Regions from separate parts of the Homo sapiens genome. Here regions 1 and 2 are each linked to region 3. Evidence: chromatin loops called from intact Hi-C (ENCODE). Cell type or tissue: dorsolateral prefrontal cortex. All regions are shown on one strand.

Region 1 (8,000 bases), 150 kb after region 3:
GTCTTGAACTCCTGGGCTCAAGCAATCTGCCCGCCTCGGCCTCCCAGAGTGCTGGAATTACAGGCGTGAGCCACTGTGCTCGGCTGCACGATGTCTTTTTAACCTCTTTGAGCCTCTGATTTCTCAGCTGAAAGTGTGGTACGGATGGGTCTCATTACTGATGATGCTTACTTTGATCACTTGGTTAGGGAGGTATCAGCCAGCCATCTCCACCATAAAGTGACTCTCTTTTTTCCTTTGTAATTAACAAGCATCTCCTGGAGAGATACTTTGAGACTATGCAAACATCCTGTTATGCCTCAAACTTTCCCTGCTAGTTTTATCATCCATTCATGATCCTTGCTTCAATCCAGTACTATAATGCTGGGTGCAAAATGGTGATTTTCCTCACCCTGGCATCCTCTCTGCTCCTCATGCCTGGCTTTTCTGCTGCAAGCACGAGCATTCTGTTTCCCCAGGCGCTGTTGTTTTAAAAAGCTTTCTTGGAGGGTCTACTGTGCAGCCAGGCTTCAGATCCAGTGATTTCTCTGTTCTTCAAATTGCTTTTTCTCCTTCACACACATCTTGGCCATCTTTCTGTATCACCCCGCTTCCCTGCTTTGCGATGGCTGTGCTATAATGTATTTAACTGACTCCCTGATGGGCGTTGGGATGGCTTCCAGTTCAGGGCTTTCACTGTAATGCTGTAGTGGGCAGCCTTACACAGCCGTGTACTTTTCTAGAAGTCAGAGACCCGGAGCAAGGGAAGCCTGCCTGGGACAAATTGTTCAATTGTGAGTATTATTGTGGCCAAGTCTTTTTGTTTTTGTTTTTGTTTGAGACAGTGTCACTCCGTCTCCCAGGCTGGAATGCAGTGGCACAATCTCGGCTCACTGCAACCTCCACCTCCTGGGTTCAAGCAATTATCCTGCCTCAGCTTCCCAAGTAGGTGGGAGTACAGGTGCCCACCACCACACCAGGCTAATTTTTGTATTTTTAGTAGAGACAGGGTTTCACCATGTTGGCCAGGCTGGTCTCTGACTCCTGACCTCAAGTGATCCGCCCTTCTTGGCCTCCCAAAGTGCTGGAATTACAGGCATGAGCCACTGCGCCCGGCCTCTATGGTGGTCAAGTCTTCACTGTCTTCCTTGAGGGCAGCAGGGTCCTGGGCTAGCAGGTCATTTCTGCTTCCCCGCGGGTCCTCCACCTGCTCTGGGTCTGATCAGTTCTCCCCGCCCCAGGGCTGTGAGGAGCGGCTGACGCCCTTTGCTGTCTTCCCGAGGCCCTGGAGTGCCGTGCGTGTGAAGGAGTACGGGTATACGCGGCTGCACATCCTCAACGGGACCCACATCCACATCCAGCAGGTGTCGGACGACCAGGTCAGTGAGGGGCAGGCCGAAGTCACCTGACTGTACAGCCAGGCCCCTCCAAGCAAATGAGCTGTTAAAAACGTGGGCTCGGCCGGGCGCAGTGGCTCATGCCTGCAACACCTGCAATTTGGTGGGGCTAAGGTATGAGGATCGCTTGAGTCCAGGAGTTCAAGACCAGCCTGGGTACCATGGTGAGACCTAGTCTCTACAAAAAATACAAAAAATGGCCAGGCACGGTGGCTCATGCCTGTAATTCCAGCACTTTGGGAAGCCGAGGCAGGCGGATCACAAGGTCAGGAGATCGAGACCATCCTGGCTAACATGGTGAAACCCCTTCTCTACTAAAAATACAAAAAAAATTAGCCAGGCGTGGTGGCAGGTGCCTATAGTCCCAGCTACTCGGGAGGCTGAGGCAGGAGAATGGCGTGAACCCGGGAGGCAGAGCTTGCAGTGAGCCGAGATCGCACCACTCCAGCCTGGGCGACTGAGCAAGACTCTGTCTCAAAAAAAAAAAAAAAAAAAAAATTAGGCCAGGTGCGGTGGTTCATACCTGAAATCCCAGCACTTTGGGAGGCTGAGGTGGGCAGATCACTTGAAGTCAGGAGTTAGAGACCAGCCTGGCCAACATGGTGAAACCCCGTCTCTACTAAAAATACAAAAATGAGCTGGCCATGGTGGCGGGTGCCTGTAATCCCAGCTACAAGGGAGGTTGAGGCAGGAGAATCACTTAAATCTGGGAGGTGAAGTTTGCAGTGACCCAAGATGGCACCACTGCCCTCCAGCCTGGGAGACAGAGTGAGACTCTGTCTTGGAAAAAAAAGGAAAATTAGTCAAGTGTGGTGGCAGATGTCTGTAGTCCCAGCTACTTGGGAGGCTGAGGCAGGAGGATCACTTGAGTGCAGGAGTTAGAGTTTGCAGTGAGCTATGATCTCGCCTCTGTACTCCAGCCTTGGCAACAGAGTGAGACCCTAACTCAAAACAAAAAAACGAACAAATGTGGACTGTAGAACTAGAAACCTGCTCCTGCTGCTTACCAGCTGAGTGACCTTGAGTCACTCATCTAATTTTTTTTTTTTTTTTTTGAGATGGAGTCTCGCTCTGTCACCCAGGCTGGAATGCAGTGGTGCAGTCTTGGTTTACTGCAACCGCCACCTCCCAGGTTCAGGCAATTCTCCTACCTCAGCCTCCCGAGTAGCTGGGATCACAGGCGCCCACCACCACACCCGGCTAATTTTTTGTATTTTTAGTAGAGACAGGGTTTCACTGTGTTGGCCAGAATGGTCTCGAACTCCTGACATCAGGTGATCTGCCTGCCTCAACCTCCCAAAGTGCTGGGATTACAGGTGTGAGCCACTGTGCTGGGCCCACTTATCTAACTTCTTTGCCTCAGTTTTCCCATCTGTGAGAGGGGATAATCATAGTTTCCACCTCACAGGACTACATGGGGGTTGAAGGACTTATTATATATAAAATGCTTAGAAGAGTGCGGAACTTGGTAAATTCTGTAGGTATTTACCATTGTGAGGCAGGGGAAGATAAAGATGGGGGGTGGGACACAGGTAGGGGAAAACAATAAGATGAGTATGTGGTACAGGTGGCTTAAGGTTAGGTGGATCCAAATAATAATGGCTCACCTTTCTTTATTTTTGCCATTGTAGTTTTAAAATAATGACAATATTTATGATTTATTGAGCACCTACTGCATACCAGGCACTGCCTAGATGCTCTGCATTTAGTAGCACTTTATTTATTTATTTGTTTTTGAGACAGAGTTTCACCCTGTCGCCCAGGCTAGAGTGCAGTGGTGCAATCTAAGCTCACTGCAACCTCCACCTCCCAGGTTCAAGCAATTCTCCTGCCTCAGCCTCCCGAGTAGCTGGGATTACAGGCACATGCCACCACACCCGGCTAATTTTTTGTATTTTTAGTAGAGATGGGGTTTCACCATGTTAGCCAGGCTGGTCTTGAACTCCTGACCTCAGGTGATCCACCCACCTGGGCCTCCCAAAGTGCTGGGATTACAGGCATGAGCCACCGCATGCGGCCCCAGTAGCACTTTATACACCAAAACAATCCCACAGGAGTGGATTTCCTCTCCATTTTATAGGTGAGGGAACTGAGGCTCAGAGAGGGGAAGTAATTTTCCCAGGGTCACACAGTTGGAGGACGGCCAAGCTGGGATCTGATAGCTACCATTTATCGAGTGGCACATGCACCGGGCGCAGACTTTTGTGTGCATGATCTCACTCTGTTCTCATGATGACTCTGGGCATCTATTACTTTGTGCATTGCATAGAACATGGAAGTTTTGCTCAGAGAGTCCAGCAACATGCTTAAGGCCACCTAGAGGGTGGATGCGCTGGCCAGGTGCAGCAGCTCATGCCTTTGGGAGGCTGAGGCAGGCGGATCACTTGAGGTCAGGAGTTCGAGACCAGCCTGGCCAACATGGTGAAACCTTGTCTCTAGTAAAAATACAAAAATTAGCCAGGCATGGTGGTGCATGCCTGTAATCCCAGCTACTTGGGAGGCTGGGGCAGGAGAATGGCTTGAACCTGGGAAGCGGAGGTTGCCACTGCACTCCAGCCTGGGTGACAGAGCAAGACTCTGTCTAAAAAAAAAAAAAAAAAAAAAAAAGGAGAGAGAGAGAAAGAGTGGATGTGCTGGAATATAAAGCAAGGTCTGTCTGACTCCAGAGTTTGTGCTCTAATAATAGCCTACACTTACATAGCCCTTTCCATATGCTGGGCTCTGTTTACAAATACTATCTCATTTAACTCCCACAACATCTATGATGTGGGTACTGTTACTCTTCCTATCACTTTTCAGATGAGGAAAACTGAGGCCCAGAGAGGCCTAGCCACTTGCTCAGGGTTGTACAGCCCATCAGAGGGCAGAGAGGGGACTGGAACCCAGGCCATGTGGCCCCAGAGTTCAGGCTTTCAGCTCTAACTACTGTCCCTGTTTTTGTCCCTCACAGGATGGGAAGATCGTAGATGATGTCTGGGTGGTGAGACCCCTGTTTGGCCGGAGGATGTACCTCTAGGGATGGCGGCAGCTCTCCTCCAGAAGCCTAGGTTTTGCCGCCTTGGCTGCTGTGACCAGAAACTGCCCAGGCCTGGGTGGGGAGTTGGGTGGGCCCTGACTCCCCTGCCCTCCAGAGGCCCCATGTAGGGTACATGCAGCCCTATGGAGCTGGGGCAGCTGTTCCCTCCTGGAGAGGTGGGAGTCCTGGCTGGCTGTGGAGGGAGGGCAGGTGTGCGGGCACAGAGTGACACACGGCAGGTTTCTGCTGGCAGGGCCCCACCCTCCTGCATAGCTCTGATCGGGCGAGGTGCCCACGGGGCTTCAGGAATGAAGAGGCTTAAGCTCTGGCTCCATGGATTCTGCACATCTGCGGGGGATGCCGCTGGGCTTCCTCCTCTCCTGCCCACCTGGCAAGGGCATCGCCAGGTGGGCACAACCGTCATGACACTACTCACCAGCAGGTGGCGTCAGGGGCTTTTTCTTCTGAGCCCGGCACTGAGAGTTGGTCTGAAGCCTGGCTCCTTCTTCACTGCTCCAGGACTGCTATGAAGAGTCCCTTCATGCCTCAGTTTCCCAGCCTGGCACCATCTTATTCGGGAAGAGGAGACGTGTTAACACTCTTGCCTCCTAGCTAGGACAGATGACAAACCGCAAGAGCCACAGACTTGCCAGTTCCTTCCCTCTTTCCTTCCTTTCTTTCCCTTCTTTTATTTATTGAATCATAATTTATTGAGCATCTACCATGTGCCAGGCTCTGTTCTCAGTGCTGGAGAGACAGCTGTGAATGAGACAGAGATCTCGGCCCTCACAGAGCTGACATCCTAACCAGAGAGTTGGACAAAAATCACGATAAATGAGTTGGTTAAATAGCGATTTGTGAGTAGAAAACGCAGGGACGGTGAGAGAGCAGTTTCAATTTTCAGGGGGATCTCACTGAGAGGGCAACATTTGATCTGAAGGAGGTGGGGAAGGAGCCAAGTGGGCAGACATCTGGGGGAAGAGCATTCCAGGCAGAGGAACAGCCAGTGCAAAGGCCCTGAGACAGAAATGTGCCTGGCCGGCTGGGTACAGTAACTCACATCTGTAGTCCCAGCACTTTGGGAGGCCGAGGCGGGCAGATCACTTGAGCCCAGGAGTTTGAGACCAGCCTGGGCAACACAGCGAAACCCTTTCTCTACCAAAAATATGAAATTTAGCTGGGCATGGTGGTGTGTGCCTGTAGTCCCAGCTGCTCAGGAGGCTGAGGCGGGAGGATGGCTTGAGCCCAGGAGGTTGAGGCTGCAGTGAGCCATGATTGCGCCACTGCACCCCAGCCTGGGCAACAGAGCAAGACCCTGTCTCAAAAAATATATATAAATAAAAAAGTTTTAAAAAGAGAAAAATAAACAAAGAAACGTGCCTGCCCTGTTGGAGTGTCCACGAGGAGGCCACTGTGGCTGGAGCAGGGAGAGTGAGAGGGAGACCAAGCTTGAGGACAGGGCAGTGGTGGGGATGGCTTGTATGGAGCCTTACAGGCCACGGTGAGGACTTTGGGTGGAGCCAGGGGAGGCTCTGAGCAGGTGAAGGAAGTGATCGGACTCCACGAGTCACAGGCAAAGGCCCCAGGGCTGACAGCTGCCCCAGGGCCTGCGGGCTCCCAGCCCTGCCAGATGACCTGAGATCTATCTATTCCCCCGTCATGGGGCGCGGTTTCTGCCTCCACAGATTTCATTCCCTCCCACCCGCCCCTCACTTGGCCCAAGGCACGCAGGACTCCTTGCCGTTCCTGGAACACAGCCAGCTCTTTCTCACTGCGGGGCCTGGGCGCTGGCTGTCTGCCCCCTGTGTGCCCTCTCCCCAGCTCATCCCAGGCTGGCGCCTTCTCAACCTCAGGTCTCAGACTCGGTGTCCCCTCCTCAGAGGCCTTCCCTGCTGACCCCAGCTAAAGTAGCCTGTGTTGCTGCCTGCCCCACCCCCGTTTTACTTCGATCTGCAATTCTTTCCTTGATTGGTTAACTTGTTCATTGGCTGTTTACACCCGTAAAGCTAAGTCTGTGAGGGTGGTGACCATGAGTTCAACGCCTCTGCCAAATCCTCCCAGGCCCCTTCTTGGGCTGGATTGGGGACTCTGGGCTCCCCGCTAGTTCCAGTCCTGCGCATTCTAGGCCATCACCGTTTGGGGATGGGTCTCTCTGACTCCCCCACTGGACTTCAACCTCAGAGGGATGGGGCCCAGAGCTGCGTCCCAGCATTGCCCAGCACAAGATAGATACTTAATAAATATTGATTGCCTTAATGAAGGCCACCACATGCCAGGCTCCAGCCGGGCAATGCCAGGGACAGCGATGAATCAGCTACAGTCATGCCCTCTGGGAGCTCGCAGGCAGGCAGGGAAACACGGTTACTCAACACAGGTGATGAGCAGTAAGAGAATCCCGTGGCGGGCCGGGCCAAGACGGTGAGGTCACAAGCTGGACGGTCATGGAGTGCTGTGGCCGCCGACTGAACTGGTGCCCTGTGTGGGTCTGGCATGCCCTGTCCCGGGCTGGGTGAGGCTGTGGACATGCCGGGAGGTGGCAACCTCCACAGAGGGCAGAGGTCAGACACTGGAGTCAAACAGAAACTGGTTCAAATCCCAGCCCCACCAATTCCTGTGTGACCATGGGCAAGTCGGCAACCCTCTCTGAATCTCTGTTTCTTCATCTATAACCCAAGAATGATAATACTCTGTGAGGCTGCCTTGGGGTTAAATGAGATTGAAAGCCTTGGGATCGATATTGATTCCTCTTTTTCTCATGCTCCACATCCAAGTATCTGGAAAATCCTGTTTGCCTTGCCTTCGAAATCGATCTAGACTCTTTTTTTTTTTGACATGGAGTTTCACTCTTCTCGCCCAGGCTGGAGTGCAGTGGTGTGATCTCGGCTCACTGCAAACTCTGCCTCCTGGGTTCAAGCAATTCTCCTGCCTCAGCCTCCCAAGTAGCTGGGATTACAGGAGCCTGCCACCACACCTGGCTAATTTTTGTATTTTTAGTAAACATGGGGTTTCACAGTGTTGGCCAGGCTGGTCTCAAACTCATGACTTCAGGTGATCCACCTGCCTTGGTCTCTCAAAGTGCTAGAATTACAGGTGTGAGCCACTGCGCCCAGCTCGATCTAGACTCTCTACGCTTTTGGCACCCCCAAAGCCCCCACCCTGGTCCTGTCTACACTCATTTCCTACAGACTCCTTGGACTTCCTGCTCCCTCCTTTTCCCGGGAGTCTGTTCCCCACACACAACCAAAGGCACCTGTGAACACCTGCATCAGATCACATCCGCCCCTGCTCAGAGCCCTCCTGTGGCTCCGTCTCAGGTCCACGAGGCCCCAGACGATCTGCCCCTGTCACCCCTGTGTCCTCACCCCCTCCAATCACCCCCCTCGCCCACTCTGCTGCAGCCACACTGGCCTCTGCATTGGACTCCCCACCCACTTTTGCACTGGCAGTTCCCTCTGCCGGGGACACTGTTCCCCCAGGGATCTGTATGACTCCCTTTATCCCCCCCTCAGGCCTTTGCTCAGTGCCACCCTCCCTGACCCTCTTGTTTAAAACAGCTCCACCTAACCGGAGGTCATCAGGTTCGGTGAAATAAGCCAGGCACAGAAAGA
Region 2 (8,000 bases), 230 kb after region 3:
TGCGCCATTTAACTCCTGTAGTGGTTACCACCCCCCAAGGAAAAGGTTCCCCCCACCAAAAAAAAAAATAGATTCCCCCCCACTCACAAAAAAAGATAGGTCCACGGAAAATCTGTGAGTGTGGCCTTATTTGGGAAAAGGGTCTTTGCAGATGTGTCCTGAGTTAAGGATCTGGAAATGAGGTCACCCTGGTGTATCCGGGTGGGCTCTTATCTACTGAAAAGTGTCCTTTAGAGAAATGCAGAGGAGATTTGGGGCACACAGAGAAGCAGCCATGAGTCAGGAAAAGCCAGGGGCCTTCCAGGAGAAGCCAGAAGGGGCCAGGAAGCAATCTGTCCTGAAGGCTTCAGAGGGAGGAGAGCCCTGTCCACACCTGCACTTCAGACTTCGGCTTCCAGAACTGAGAGAATACAGCCAGGCATGGAGGCTCACGCCTGTAATCCCAACACTTTGGGAGGCCAAGGCAGGTGAATCACTTGAGGCCAGGAGTTCGAAACCAGCCTGGCCAACATGGCGAAAACCTGTCTCTACTAAAAACACAAAAATTAGCCGGGTGTGGTGGTGGGCACCTGTAATCCCAGCTACTCAGGAGGCAGAGGCAGGAGAATTGCTTGAACCTGGGAGGCAGAGATTGCAGTGAGCCGAGATCGCACCACTGCACTCCAGCCTGGGCAACAGAGCGAGACTCGTCCTCAAAACAACAACAACAACAACAAACCAGAACTGAGAGAATACATGGCTGCTGTTTCAAGCCACCACGCTGGGAATTTGTGATCGCAGCCCAGGAAACATGACCCTCGTAGCCGCCTTCTGCGGAACTACTGTACCTTCCTTGGCCTGTTTCACAGATGAGAGACAGGAACAAAGATGTCAACCTGAGGTCACAGAGCCAGAAAGTGATAGAGGCAGGATTCGAATCCTGGCATCGGGCCTGGGAGTTCCTGCATATCCTCACCATGCAGCACTGAGAAGTGGGTCAGGGCTCCCTTCACTACCCCACTTGTGGGACCACAGTTACCAACAGAGAAGTGCCTGTGTCTTCCCAGGTGGCTGGTCACGGAAGGAGGGCAGGCCCCAAGCCGCAGACTCCAAAAGGGAGGCTGTCGTCCTAGGGTGATCCATGGAGACTTGGGGTGGAGAGGTGTTGGCTGGGGGATGAGATGGGGCAGCAAGCAGGGTCCTGGACTGCCCTTGGGGGACACGGGGGCAGCTCAGAGCCACGCTTGGGGACTGCTGGATTATACGAAGGTGAACTCTCTGTTCCCTCCTCTCCCTGCATCTTTTTTCTTTTCTTTTTTTTTGAGATGGAGTCTCGCTCTGTCGCCCAGGCTGAAGTGCAGTGTCGAGACCTTGGCTCACTGCAACCTCTGCCTCCTGGGTTCAAGCAATTCTCCTGCCTCAGCCACCTGAGTAGCTGGGATTACAGGCACAGGCCACCACGCCCGGCTAATTTTTGTATTTTTAGTACAGACGAGGTTTCACCATGTTGGCCAGGCTGGTTTCGAACTCCTGACCTCAAGTTATCTGCGCGCCTCAGCCTCCAAAGTGGTGGAATTACAGGCATGAGCCACCGCGCCCAGCCTCCTCCTACGTCTTTGTCTCTGCCTTCCTTTGTCTCTCTCTTTCATTCTCCTGCTTAGTCTTTTTCATTATTTGAACAGGTGGCCCAAGCCCATGGTACAAAATGTAAAAGATCCCAAAGGGAATAAATGGGAAAATCAGCCTCCCTCCCACCTTACCTCCTTCCCCATGCCCAGCCTCTCAGTTCTGCTCCCCAGAGGCAGCCACTGATACAAGTTTCTTGTGCTTCCTTCCAGATATGTCTGCATGTACCAGGAAATACTTACATGCATATACAGACATGTATTTTCCTTCATACAGATAGCATAATGGGCCAGGCACGGTGGCTCATGCCTATAATCCCAGCACTTTGGGAGGCTGAGGCGGGTGGATCACCTGGAGTCAGGAGTTCGAGACCAGCCTGACCAACATGGTAAAACCCCGTCTCTACTAAAAGTACAAAAATTAGCCGGGCATGGTGGCTTGCGCCTGTAATCCCAGCTACTTGGGAGGCTGAGGCCGGAGAATCACTTGAACCCGGGAGGCAGAAGTTGCAGTGAGCCGAGATTGTGCCATTGCACTCCAGCCTGGGCGACAGAGAGTCTGTCTCAAAAAATAAAAATAAAAAAAATGTTGAATGTTGGCATAACGGGCACATCCCTCTGCCCCTTACTTTTTCCTACTTAACAATGTATCTTGGTGGTTGTTCCCTGCTGGTACATAAAAAGCAATTTTGATCCTGTTAGCGGCTGTGTAATATTCCATTGAACAGAGGAACCATGAATGATAGGAACAGCCACTGTCACTGGACATTTAGGGGGCTTGGAGTCGTTTGGTGTTTTTTATTTTATTTTGTTTTTTATTTTATTTTGAGACAAGGTCTCACTCGCTCTGTCGCCCAGCCTGGAGTGTAGTGGCACAATCTCAGCTCACTGCAACCTCCGCCTCCTGGGCTCAAGTGATTCTCCCACCTCAGCCTCTCAAGTAGCTAGGATTACAGGTATGTGCCACCACGCCTGGCTAATTTTTTTATTTTATTTTATTTTATTTTTTATTTATTTATTTTTTTGAGATGGAGTCTCGCTCTGTCGCCCAGGCTGGAGTGCAGTGGCGTGATCTCGGCTCACTGCAAGCTCTGCCTCCCGGGTTCACGCCATTCTCCTGCCTCAGCCTCCCAAGTAGCTGGGGCTACAGGTGCCCGCCACCACGCCCAGCTAATTTTTTTGTATTTTTAGGAGAGACTGGGTTTCACCGTGTTAGCCAGGATGGTCTCGATCTCCTGACCTCGTGATCCACCCGCCTCGGCCTCCCGAAGTCCTGGGATTACAGGCGTGAGCCACCGTGCCCGGCCAATTTTTTTCTTTTTTGTAGAGATGGGGTTTCACCATGTTGCCCAGGCTGTTCTGGAACTCTTGAGCTCAAGCGATCCTCCCGTCTTGGCCTCCCAAAGTGTTGGGATTACAGGGGCCCTCTCTTCCTGTTTTCTGGCTCTTTGTGTATCTTGTTGCTGTCTCTGCCTCTCCCTGTCCACACTCTTCCCTCCTTCTATCCAACCTCAGTCCTGCCTCTCTGTCGCCCCCTGCAGGGTGAAGTGGGCTCACTGCCCCTCCAACCTCACAAACCTCTGTGGTTTGTATCTGGGGCAGACAGCACCCACCCCAGCCCACCTTTCTACTACCCCTGCCCCCTCCCGACCTGGCTGCACTTTCCCACCCTCCACAGCCCTGATAGAGAGCCCAGGATCTGCTCCCCCAGCCCCAGGTGCCCACCCTCCAGGACCCCTGCCCTTCCCCCTCTACCAGCAGGCTTGGGCCCCAGGACGTGCTGACTCCTGGGGGTGACAGGTTTTGCAGCAGGTGCAGTGGGAGCTAGGCTTGGGCAAGTTGGAAGCGGTGCCTCGGCTGGGTCAGAGCCTCTTCCTCCTGCCGCCCAGCCGGGCCTTCCTGCCCTCCCTGCCCAGCAAGCAGAGCAACGTCAGGTCAGCCCTGGGCTGGGGACAGACAATAAACAGACCTGCCCAAGGCCCTGCCCTGGTGAGGATGACATTCGGGCAGGGTGAGAGACTGTGATCCAGTGACAGCCACACGCACAGAGGTATTTACAAAGCATGCTGAATGCAAGAAAGGACGAATGGGGTGTGATAGAGAATAGCAGGGAAGGGGAATTTATCTGGCCTGGGGATGGCCCAGCTCTCTTTCTTTGTACCAGTAGAGAACAATCACCAAACCATCTTGTTAGGCAGAAAAAAGCAAGAAGGGTGTGTGCCGTATGACAAGGTGACTTGTTTTGTTTTGTTGAGACAGTCTCTGTCACCCAGGCTGGAGTGCAGCGGCACGATCTTGGCTCACTGCAGCCTCGACTTCCCAGGCTCAAGTGATCCTCCCACCTCAGCCTCCGAAGTAGGTGGAACCAGAGGCACTTCCCACCATGCCTGTTTTTTTTTGTTGTTGTTTGTTTGTTTTTGGTAGAGACAGGGGTCTCGCTATGTTGCCCAGGCTTGTCTCAAACTCCTGAGCTCAAGCCATCCTCCTACCTCAGCCTCCCAAAGTGCTATAATTACAGGCACTGCACCAGGCCAGTTTTTTTGTTTTGTTTTGTTTTGTTGAGACGGAGTCTTGCTCTGTCACCCAGGCTGGAGTGCAGTGGCACTATCTCAGCTCACTGCAACCTCTGCCTCCCAGGCTCAAGCGATTCTCCTGCCTCAGCCTCCTGAGTAGCTGGGATTACAGGCATGCACCACCATGCCTCGCTAGTTGTTGTATTTTTGGTAGAAACGGGGTTTCGCCATGTTGGCCAGGCTGGTCTTGAACTCCTGACCTCAAGTGATCCGCCTGCCTCAGCCTCCCAAAGTGCCCGGATTACAGGTGTGAGCCACCATGCCCGGCCATTGGCCGGCTTTTATTATTTCATCTAGTTCCCTGGTTGTCGACAAGGTGATGCTTCCCAGATTTTCATCTCAGCCCCGACCCCTCTCTCAGACTCCAGCCGGTACATCCAGTTGCCCCTGGCATCACCCCTGCGGATACCTCGTACTTCACATATATGCATGGAGTACTTGATTTCCCAAGAACCCCCTCAAAGAGCTGCCCCATTCTGTCTGACCTCATCTCCCCTTCATTCTCTTCACCCCACACTGGCCTCCGTGCTCTTCCCCAACCCACCAAACCCCGTCGCACCTCAAGGCCTTTGCACTGACTGTTTCCTCTCCCAGAATGCTCCTCTCCTAGGCCTTTGTGCAGCTAATTCCTTCCCCTTCTTCAGGTTTCTGCTCAAATATCACCTCCTCCGAGAAGCCCTCCCTGACCACCCCAACTAGGCAAGGCTTCCACCTGCTCTTCTCTGCCCTGACAGCGCATTCTTCACCTTCAAGGCACTTAGTGCTGTTTGTCAATTAACTAGTTACTTGTTGAATTGTAACTAGTTAATTGACATCCCTTCCCCCACAAGGCTGCAAGCCCCGTGGGGACAGGAATGGTGTCTGTTCTTTCACCACATTACACCCCAGTGCACAGGGCTTGGCCATTGAAGGCATCTCATAAACATCTGTTGAAAGAACAGGTGGTAGAAAGCAATGAGAGGCTCCGGACCTTGTTTGCTTTATAAAAATTATATTTTTTATCAGCCTGGGTAACATGGGGAGACCCCCATCTCTACAAAACATTTAAAAATTAACTGGGCATGGTGGTGTGTGCCTGTGGTCCCAGCTACTTGGGAGGCTGAGGTGGGAGAATCACTTGAGCCCAGGAGGTTGAGGTTACAGTGAGCTATGGTGGTGCCACTGCACTACAGCCTGGTGACAGAGAGAAACCCTGTCTCAAAAAAAAAATTACACTTAGGCTGGATGTAGTGGCTCATACCTGTAATCCCAGCACTTTGGGAGGCCACAGTGGGTGGATCACCTGAGATCAGGAGTTGGAGACCAGCCTGGGCAACATGGTGAAACCTCGTCTCTAGTAAAAATACAAAAAAAAATTATTTGGGCGTGGTGTCACATGCCTGTAATCCCAGTTACTGGGGAGGCTGAGGCAGGAGAATGGCTTGAACTTAAGAGGCAGAGGTTGCAGTGAGCCGAGATTGCACCACTGCACTCCAGTCTGGGCAACAGAGTGAGACTGTCTCAAAAATTACACTTAAAAGTGTAATAGGCTGGGCACAGTGGCTCATGCCTGTAATCCCAGCACTTTGGGAGGCTGAGGTGAGCAGATCACTTGAGGTCAGGAGTTTGAGAACAACCTGGCCAACATGGTGAAACCCCATCTCTAGTAAAAATACAAAAATTAGCTGGGTGTGGTGGCAGGTGCCTGTAATCCCAGCTACTCGGGAGGCTGAGGCAGGAGAATCGCTCCAACCCGGGAGGTGGAGGTTGCAGTGAGCCAAGATCGTGCCACTGCACTCCAGTCTGGGTGACAGGGCGAGACTCCATCTCAGGAAAAAAAAAAAAAAAGTGTAATACTTAAAAGAAGTAATACGCATAAGTGATACCAAATCCAAAAGTTTCAAAGGACATAGAGTACAAAGTCATTGTCCCCACCTTGCCTGTCTCGGACGCCACCAGATCTCGCCCGCAGAGTCACTTTCTGGAAGAGATCTGACAAATCTTCATTTTATATACATATATATATATATATATATATATGTATGTATATTTTCTTCTTCTTTTTCTTCTTCGGCATCCATTTTGAAGCACAAGGCCCACTGTTCCATATCTTGCTCTTCTACTTAATAACTGCCTCGTAGATACTTTCTTATTAGCAACATAGAGAGAATTGGCATACTGTTTTTGTTTTGTTTCTTATTGAGGTATAATTTACATACAATAAACTACGCCCATTTTAAATCTACAGTTTGCTGAATTTTGACAAATGTATACACCCATATAATGACAACTGCAATTAAAATGGAACTTTCTCATCAGCCCACAGCATTTACTCTTGTGCCTTTTTGTAGTTAAGCCCCACCAGCCTCGTGAAATTACAGACCTGCTGTATCTGATTCTAGATTAGTTTTGCTTTTTCCAGAACTTTAGATAACTGGAATCACATAGTCGGTACTCTTTTATGTCTGGCTTCTTTCTTTCCTTTTTCTTTATTGTTCTTTTGTTTATTTATTTACTTTGAGTCGGAGTTTCACTCTGTCGCCAAGGCGACACTGAGCAGTGGTGCAATTTTGGCTCACTGCAACCTCTGCCTCCCGAGTTCAAGCGACTCTCGTGCCTCCCGAGTGGCTGGGATTACAGGCGTGCATCAACGCTTGGCTAATTTTTGTATTATTAGTAGAGACAGGGCTTCATCATGTTGGCCAGACTGGTCTTGAACTCCTGAGCTCAGGTGATTCGCCCGTCTCGGTGTCCCAAAGCGTTGGGATTACAGGCGTGATCCGCCGCGCCCGGCTTTCTTTTTTCTTTATGCTCTAAAATCTATCACTGGCCAGGCCTAGTGGCTCACACCTATAATCCCAGCACTTTGGTAAGTCGAGGCAGGACTATCTCTTGAGCCCGGGAATGTGAGACCAGCCTGGGCAACACAGTGAGACTCCCATCACTACAAAAAATACAAAATTTGTAAAATAAATAAATTTTAAAAATGTATCACTGTATTGCCTGGCTTCTTTCATTCATCACAATGTGTTTGAGAGTCATCTGTGTTTTGTATGTACCCATAGATCATTCCTGGGCTGGGCGTGGTGGCTCACACCTGTAATCTAACACTTTGGGAGGCCGAGGCGGGAGGATTGCTTGAGCTCAGGAGTTCGAGACCAGCCTGGGCAACATGAGGAGACTCCCTGTCTCTACAAAAAAATACAAAAATTAGTTGGGCTTGGTGGTGTGTGTTTGTGGTCCCAGCTACTTGGGAGGCTGAAGCAGGAGGATCGTTTGAGCCCAGGAGATGGAGGTTGCATTAAGCCGAGATCGTGCCCCTGGACTTCAGCCTGGGAGACAGAGCCAGACCCTGTCTCAAAAAAAAAAAAAAAAAAAAAAAAAAAGGTGATTCCTCTCCTTGCTGAAGTGTGCTCCATTGTGGCCATTCCAGTTAGTTTATGCACCCACTCGTTGCTGGGCACTCGGGTTCCCCTCAGTTTGCAGCTGTTATGAAAAAGTACCGTGACCAGGTCTCTGTGTGGACAATGTTTTCATTTCCCTTGGCTAACTACTTCAGAGCAGGGTCACTGTGTCGTAGGTTGTGCATATTTTTTGTTTTATAAGAAATTGTCGGCCAGGTGCAGGAGCTCATGCCTGTAATCCCAACACTTTGGGAGGCCGGGGCGGGTGGATCACAAGATCAGGAGTTCAAGACCAGCCTGGCCAATATGGTGAAACCTCATCTCTACTAAAAATACAAAAAAATTAGCTGGGTGTGGTGGTGCATGCCTGTAATCTCAGCTACTCAGGAGGCTGAGGCAGGAGAATCGCTTGAACCTGGGAGTCGGGAAGTTACAGTGAG
Region 3 (8,000 bases):
CTAGGGGTAGGCCCCTCGCCCAACAAGGGCAGCCAGACTTCACCAAGGAGCAGAGATGTTCAAGAAATGTACTGAATGAGCCCTCAGCTATCCACACAAACCATATTAAATGCTTGTATGGGGCCCCAGTGTGGTGGCTTACGCCTGTAATTCCAGCACTTTGGGAGGTGGAGGCGGGAGGATTGCTTGAGCCCAGGAGTCCAAGACCAGCCTAGGCAACATGACGAAACCCTCTCTCTACAAAAGAAATACAAAAAAATTAGTCAGGCATAGTGTCATGCACCTGTAGTCCCAGCTACTTGGGAGCTGAGGGGAGAAGGATCACCTGAGCCAGGGAGGTTGAGGCTGTGGTGAATCGTGAAGGGGCCACTGTATTCCAGCCCAGGCAATAGAGTGAGATCCTGCCTCAAAAAAAAAAAAAAAAAAGTTTGTGGCCAGTCACAGTGGCTCATGCCTGTAATCTCAGCACTTTGGGAGACCAAGGTGGGTGGATCACCTGAGGTTAGGGGTTTGAGAGCAGCCTAGCCAACATGGTGAAACCCGTCTCTACTAAAAATACAAAATTAGCCAGGTGTGGTGGCATGCTCCTGTAGTCCCAGCTACTTGGGAGACTAGTGGGAGAATCCCTTGAACCCAGGAGGTGGAGATTGTGGTAAGCTGAGATTGTGCCACTGCACTCTAGCCTGGGCAACAAGAGTGAAACTGTCTCAAAAAAAAAAAAAAAAAAAAAAGGAAAGAGGAAAGAAACACGAAAAGTGGCTCAACAGTCAAAGACAGGCTTATTTTGGAGAATAAGCCTGAGAGGGGCTTCTGGCCAATTTTGGGAAAGGTTGAAAAGTACCCACTGCAAGATTGAATGCCAACTACTAGCTGGGTCACAATAGGACAAGTAGGGCCTAGTATTGCCTGCTTCCAGGGTTTTTGGGAGAGTGTGTGTTTGGAGGAAGGTTACTGGCTGTCAGAGTGACCGGGGAATGCTATTGGTACTCAGCTACCCAAAGGGACCCAGGATGCTACTACAGCAGACTGTATTTTTCAAAAGTGGCTATGAGAACATTTCCTATCTGACACGCTTTTTCAGTTCACCACTGCTCGTGAAGCTGTGGGGTCCACATTCCTCCCCTGGGCACGTGCAGGCTTTTGCAACTGCCTCAACTTTCAGAGCACTGCAGAAGGGACATTGCTAAGGGATTTCATTCTCTCTCTCTTTCTCTCTCTTTTTAAGAGACAAAGTCTCACTCTGTCGCCTGGTTGGAGTGTAGTGGCGTGATTATGGCTCACTGAAGCCTCGAACTCCTGGGCTCAAGCGATCCTCCCAACTCAGCCTCCTGAGTAGATGGGACTGCAGACACATGCCACCATGCCCAGCTTCGTTTGTTTTATATTTTTTTTTTCTAGAAGTGAGGGGTCTCCCTATGTTGCCCAGGCTGGTCTCTTCCTGGGCTCAAGTGATCCTGTCGCCTTGGCCTCCCAAAGTGCTGGGATTATAGGTAGGAGCCACTGTGCCCGGCCTGCTAAGGGATTTCTGAGGCTGGATCATAAAAGAGTATGCAGCCTCTGCCTGTCTTTCTTTCTTTCTTTCTTTCTTTTTTTTTTTTTGAGACAGAGTCTTCCTCTGTTGCCCAGGCTGGAGTGCAATGGCCCAATCTCGGCCCACTGCAATCTCCACCTCCTGGATTCAAGCAATTGTCCTGCCTCAGCCTCCAGAGTAGCTGGGATTACAGGCACACGCCACCATGCCTAGCTAATTTTTGTATTTTTTTTTTTTTAGTAGAGACGGGATTTCACCATGTTGGCCAGGCTGGTCTCGAACTCTTGACCTTGTGATCAGCCCACCTTGGCCTCCCAAAGTGCTGGGATTCATTAGGCTGTGCAATTTGTGCACTTTCTATAAAAGGTTTGCTAAAAATGAGCTGGGTACCATGGCTTATGCATGTCATCCCAGCACTTTGGGAGGCTGAGGTGGGAGGATCGCTTGAACCCGGGGGTTCGAGACCAGCCTGGGCAACACAGTGAAACCCCATCTCTAAAAAAGTAAACATTAAAAAATTAGCTGGACCTGGTGGTGTACACTTGTAGTACCACATACTCGGGAGGCTGAGGTGAGAGGATTGCTTGTGGCCAGGAGTTCAAGGGTACAGTGAGCTATGATTGCACTACTGCATTCCAGCCTGGGTGACAGAGTGAGACTCTGTCTCCAAAAACAAACAAATAAAAAACACCACCACCACTACCAAAACAGAACACATACCCAAAACCCTCAACGTTTGCTAAAAATGATGAAAACAAGAAAAACAGATATGGCAGTCCATGGAAAGGAACAAAAAGATGTCCAAAAACTTTCCTCAAAGCCATCAAACAAAAGATGTTACTATTTTAAAATAGAAGAATCTGTGAAAATGATTAAGAGTTAGCTTATAAGTATCTCCTCAGCAGATTCTCAAATTGTATAGTTTTTTTGAGGCCAGAGACCTTTTTATACTGACTGGAAAATTCTGCACAAAAAATACCTCTGTGAATCATGATACCAGTTTGTTTTTGGTCTGTCCAGAGTATAATTTTGCCAGAGTATATTTATAATAAGCCATTATTCCTTTTTTTTTTTTATGGCTCTGGGGACTGGGATCAGCTATGCGGTCCTCACTTAGGGAACTTGTGCCTTTGCCGTCAGATGGTGGATGGGGCTGGGTCATCTGAGGCTTCTTCCATCCTAGTCTAGCAGCTGAAGTGAGGAGACCCGAACAGCTGGCGCTCCTTAGACATTTCTCTCTATTTTCACCTGGTCTGTCCAGCTACTTTCGGAAACAAACCAAATAATATCTTTTTTTTGAGACAGAGTCTCGCTCTGTCCCCCAGGCTAGAGTGCAGTGGCACGATCTCGGCTCACTGTAACCTCCGCCTCCCAGATTCAAGGGATTCTCCTGCCTCAGCCTCTCGAGTAGCTGGGATTACAGGTGCGTGCCACCCACACCGGCTAATTTTTGTATTTTTAGTGAAGACAGGGTTTCACATGTTGGCCAGGCTGGTCTTGAACTCCTGACCTCAGGTGAACCACCTGCCTCGGCCTCCCAAAGTGCTGGGACTACAGGCATGAGCCCCTGCACCCGGCCACTTTTTTTTTTTTTTTGATATGGAGTCTTGCTCTGTCGCCCAGGCTGGAGTGCAACGGCATGATCTCCGCTCACTGCAACCTCCGCCTCCCAAGTTCAAGCAATTCTCCTGCCTCAGCCTTCTGAGTAACTGGGATCACAGGTGCGCACCACCACGCCAGGCTGATTTTTTGTATTTTTAGTAGAGACGGGGTTTCACTGTGTTGGCCAGTCTGGTCTCGAACTCCTGACCTCAAGTGATCCTCCCGCCTTGGCCTCCTAAAGTGTTGGGATTACAGGCGTGAGCCACTGCGCATGGCCCAGATAATATACTTTCATCTTCAAGGTTCATTGTATTGAACGGGTTTTACTAACACAGCAGCAGCCTCAATTAACTGTGTTCATTTTATAAAGTATTATTTTTACTTTATTAGTTAAGTTTTATTAATTGTATCTGTTTAAAATGTAGCAATTTTATTTCAATTGATTTTAAATCTTTTTTTTTTTGAGATGGCGTCTTACTCTGTCACCCAGGCTGGAGTGCAGTAGCATGATCTCAGCTCACTGCAATCTCTTCCTCCCAAGTTCAAGCAATCCTTCCGCCTCAGCTTCCCAAGTAGCTGAGATTACAAGCGTGCGCCACCACACCCAGCTAATTTTTATATTTTCAGTAGTGATGGGATTTCACATGTTAGCTAGGCTGGTCTCAAACTCCTGACCTCAGGTGATCCACCCAACTCGGCCTCCCAAAGTGCTGCGATTACAGGTGTGAGCCACCGCTCCCAGCCGATATGGAACATTTCTATTGCCCCAAAAGGTTTATCCCTTCCCAGCCAACCTCCCTACTCCCACCCAAAGTCAACTACTATTCTGTTTTGTTTTGTTTTGTTTTTGAGACGTAGTATTGCTCTGTCCTCCAGGCTGGAGTGCAGGGGCGCGATTTCGGCTCACTGCAACCTCCGCCTTCCGGGTTCAAGAGATTTTTTCTACTTCAGCCTCCGGAGTAGCTGGGATTACAGGTGCGCACCACCACACCCGGCTAATTTCTGTATTTTTAGTAGAGACAGGGTTTCACCATGTTGGCCAGGCTGGTCTTGAACTCCTGAGCTCAAGTGATCCGCCTGCGTCGGCCTCCCAAAGTGCTGGGATTACAGGCGTGAGCCACCGTGCCCGGCTTCTTTCTGTTACTATAAATTCAATTTTTCTTTTCTATAATTTCACGTAAATGGAATCATATAGAGTGTCGGCTATCAACCTACGACCTCATTGTTCTAAGCTGCGAAACTGGAGTTTGGTTCTAGCCCACCCAGGGACGCTGTTAAAAAAAAAAAAAAAAAAAAAAGCTCCGGGAACGGTGGCTTACGCCTGCCTCCTGCCTGGACAAGAAGAGCGAAACTTCGTCTCAAAAAAAAAAAATAAAAAAAAATAAATAATAATTGGAGTTTGGCCCTTTAAATCTTCTTCCTTTGCTGACTGACATGATGCTAAGTTTTTTTCAGTAGAGGGCGCTGGAGAGACGTTGTAGGAGGAAAGGGTTTGGCTTCCAGTTTCCAGACTTGGCTCCTGCAGGGCAGCTACTCCTGCAGCGAGCATGCTTCTCCAGCCTCTGACTCCTACATGCGTGCGGTTTCTTTAGTGTCAGGAAGTTTCTCTGGCACATGGCTCCTGAAATATGGCAGTCAGCAGCACCCACCTCAGCTGAGACACTTCCCTGTCAGCTGCTCTCCCCACCATCTTACTGAATGGACTTCTGCCGCATTCTACTGGTGCCGCACCATAGGGATGCCTTTGTCCTTCGGTGAGCCATGGCCAAGACTACTCCAGCAAGGTCGGGGTCTCAGCCTGGGGCTCTCATCTTTCTCGGGCTATCTTAGACTTAGGAGGAGTGGCTGCTCCTTGTATCTGCTATTTCTTTCTTTCTTTTTTCTTTTTCTTTCCTTTTTTTTTTGAGATGGAGTCTCTCTCTGTCACCCAGGCTGGAGTGCAGTGGCAAGATCTCGGCTCACCGCAACCTCTGCCTCCTGGGTTCAAACTATTCTCCTGCCTCAGCCTCCTTGAGTAGCTGGGACTACAGGCACACGCCACCACGCCCAGCTACTTTTTGTAGTAGGGACGGGGTTTCACCATGTTGGCCAGGATGGTCTCGATCTCTTGACCTCGTGATCCACCTGCCTTGCCTCCCAAAGTGCTGGGATTACAGGTGTGAGCCATTGTGCCCAGTCTATTTCTACATTCGTTAGCATTCTCTTTATTTCTTAGTAACCAGTTCCTCTTACTCAAATCCCCTATCATAGTTAACAATTCTGTATATTAAACAATCGCTGTTTAAATTACTGTGTGGTTTGTCTCCTGGTTGGATCCTGACTGATACACACAGTATGTGTCTCCTTGTGAAGAAGTCATCTGGGCCAGGCACAGTGGCTCATGCCTGTAATATTCCTTGAGTTGTAGGCATGGCTTAGGGTTATTTGTCCTCTCCTTCAGCATAATGTCCGTGTGATTCACTCATACTTTTTTTTTTTTTTTGAGGCAGGGTCTCACTCTGTTGCCCAGGCTGGAGGGCAGTGGCGCCATCATAGCTCACTGCTGCCATGACCTCCCAGGCTCAAGCAATCCTCCCATCTCAGCCTCCCAAGTAGCTGGGACCACAGGTGCACCCCACCATGCCTGGCTAATTTTTAAATTTTTTTTGAGACAGGGTCTTGCTATGTTGCCCAGGCTAGCCTTGAACTCCTGGGCTCAGCGATCTTCCCAGCTTGGCCTCCCAAATTGCTGGGATTACAGGCATGAGCCACCGCGCTTGGCCCATCCACTTGTTGTGTATCAATCAGTAGTCTATTCCTTTTTATTGCTGGGTAATAGTCCACTGAACACATAATCTACAACCTGTTTATCCACTCAGTATGATGGACATTTGGGTTGTTTCCAGCTTAGGGGTATTATGAATAAGGCTGCTATGAATATTCATGTACAAGTGTTTGTGTGGACATATGTTTTCTTTGCTTTTTTTTTTTGGAGACAGAGTCTTGTTCTATCACCAAGGCTGGAGTGCAGTGGTGCAATCTCGGCTCACTGCAACATCCACCTCCCGGGTTCAAGCAGTTCTCCTGCCTCAGCCTCCCAAGTAGCTGGGATTACAGGTGTGCGCCACCACACCTAGTTAATTTTTGTATTTTTAGTAGAGACAGGGTTTCACCATGTTGGCCAGGCTGGTCTCAAACACCTGACCTCAAGTGATCTGCCTGCCTCGGCTTCCCAAAGTGCTGGGATTGTAAGAGTGAGCCATCGTGTCCAGCCATTTTCATTGCTCTTGAGTAGATACTTAGGAGTAGAATTTTTGAGTCACATGGCAGGTGTATATTTAACGTTACAAGAAAATGCCCAGCAGTTTTCCAGCATGATTGTGCCATCTGCATTCCCAAAAATTCTATATGCATTGCAGTTGCCAGCACCTGGTATTGGTATTGTCAATCTTATAAAAAGTTTACACAGAATGGTTTCCTTTTCATACCTTCAGGATACTTTCCTCTACCCGATTCTCCCTTATTAATTTTTGTTTGTTTGTTTGAGACGGAGTCTCACCCTGTCACCCAGGCTGGAGTGCAGTGGCGTGATCTCGGCTCACTGCAACCTCTGCCTCCCAGGTTCAAGCGATTCTCCTGCCTCAGCCTCCCATCCCTTATTAATTTTTAACTATTTTAGCCAGGCATGGTGGCTTATGCCTGTAATCCCAACATTTTGGGAGAATGAGGCAGGGGGATTGCTTGAGGCCAGGAGTTCCAGACCAGCCTGGGCAACATAGCAAGACCTCCATCTCTACAAAATATAAAATTAACCAGACATGGTTGCAAGCGCCTGTAGTCCCAGCTACTCGGGAGGCTGAGGTGGGAGGAGTGCTTGAGCTCAGGAGGTGGAGGCTGCAGTGAACTATGATCACACCACTGTGCTCCAGCCTGGGTGACAGAGTGAGACCCCATTTCAAAGAAAAAAAGAAAAGAAAAAAAAATTGCATGCAGCCCCTGGGAAGTGTGGATGCTGCTGGTGTTACTGAGTAAAGCCCTCCCCATCTGGCATCCGGGAGTGAGCTCCCAGCACAAAGACTGTTTTTGTCCCTGCTAACATGAACAAGTGCTGTCCACAGAACACAGAGTTCACAGTCATCCATCCAACTTGACCAAGAGGCCAGTGGGAAAGGACTGTATTTATAACAGCCCCAAATGTCATACCAGTGACTTAAAAACAAGCAAACAAAAAACCACAGTCACCCAGCCTCTTGTTTGAAAAAGTGGCGGGATAGCAAGGACCATCAGATGTTTAAGAAAACTAGCAGCCTGAAAGAGAAACATTTAAGTAAACAAGCAGAAGGAAAGTGAACTGACCCCAGAGGAAACAGACAATTCACAGGACCAAAAGAACATGGAGGAAAAGAAAAAACCCTAACTGGTACACTCAGGACTGGCTTCATGGGCATGCAACCTGTGCGTTCACATGTGGCCCACCCTCTTTTCAATGCTCCACTGTGGCCATCTCAACATTCTTTTTCTTTTCTTTTTTTTTTTTGAGATGGAGTCTCTCTCTGTCGCCCAGGCTGGAGTGCATGACACAATCTCAGCTCACTGCAACCTCCGCCTCCTGGGTTCAAGTGATTCTCGTGCCTCAGCCTCCTGAGTAACTGGGACTACAGGCGCCCACCACCACATCTGGCTAATTTTAGTATTTTTATTTTTATTTATTTTTGAGATGGAGTTTTGCTCTTGTTGCCCAGGCTGGAGTGCAACAGAATGATCTCAGCTCACTGCAATCTCCACCTCCTGGGTTCAAGCGGTTCTCCAGCCTCAGCCTCCTGAGTAGCTGGGATTACAGGCACGAACCACCAAGCCAGGCTAATTTTTGTATTTTTAGTAGAGACGA

What was found. A loop is a pair of places that touch in the nucleus more often than their neighbours do. Peaks named below come from ENCODE experiments on the same cell type or tissue, not always from the same donor. Only the 100,000 strongest peaks of a DNase experiment are listed, where the experiment ranks them.
Region 1: it touches region 3 in a loop (5-fold over the local background); 20 of 110 quality-filtered maps call a loop at or near these places.
Region 2: a loop joins it to region 3, with 4 times the contacts of the local background. A loop is called at or near these places in 15 of 110 quality-filtered maps.

What each region holds. Positions count from the first base shown.
Region 1 is chr19:39,105,727-39,113,726 of GRCh38, forward strand. It overlaps ACP7 (acid phosphatase 7, tartrate resistant (putative)), which reads left to right. Exons shown (of 13, transcript NM_001004318.3): 12 at 1,221-1,358; 13 at 4,327-5,767. The coding sequence ends at 4,392. Among named protein-coding and RNA genes, the nearest start is that of PAK4, 16 kb to the right of the region's middle. RefSeq lists an enhancer at 4,708-4,777. In dorsolateral prefrontal cortex, a CTCF peak has its summit at 4,828 (motif pointing right); DNase peaks (open chromatin) are centred at 669, 4,845 and 6,820; H3K27ac peaks cover 4,649 bases.
Region 2 is chr19:39,184,286-39,192,285 of GRCh38, forward strand. No RefSeq gene overlaps it. Among named protein-coding and RNA genes, the nearest start is that of NCCRP1, 8.7 kb to the right of the region's middle. In dorsolateral prefrontal cortex, CTCF peaks have their summits at 3,140 (motif pointing left) and 3,341; a DNase peak (open chromatin) is centred at 3,136.
Region 3 is chr19:38,957,698-38,965,697 of GRCh38, forward strand. All of the region lies in intron 1 of FBXO17 (F-box protein 17), which reads right to left. Among named protein-coding and RNA genes, the nearest start is that of FBXO17, 14 kb to the right of the region's middle. In dorsolateral prefrontal cortex, a CTCF peak has its summit at 4,586 (motif pointing right); a DNase peak (open chromatin) is centred at 4,654; H3K4me3 peaks cover 1,049 bases; H3K27ac peaks cover 1,490 bases.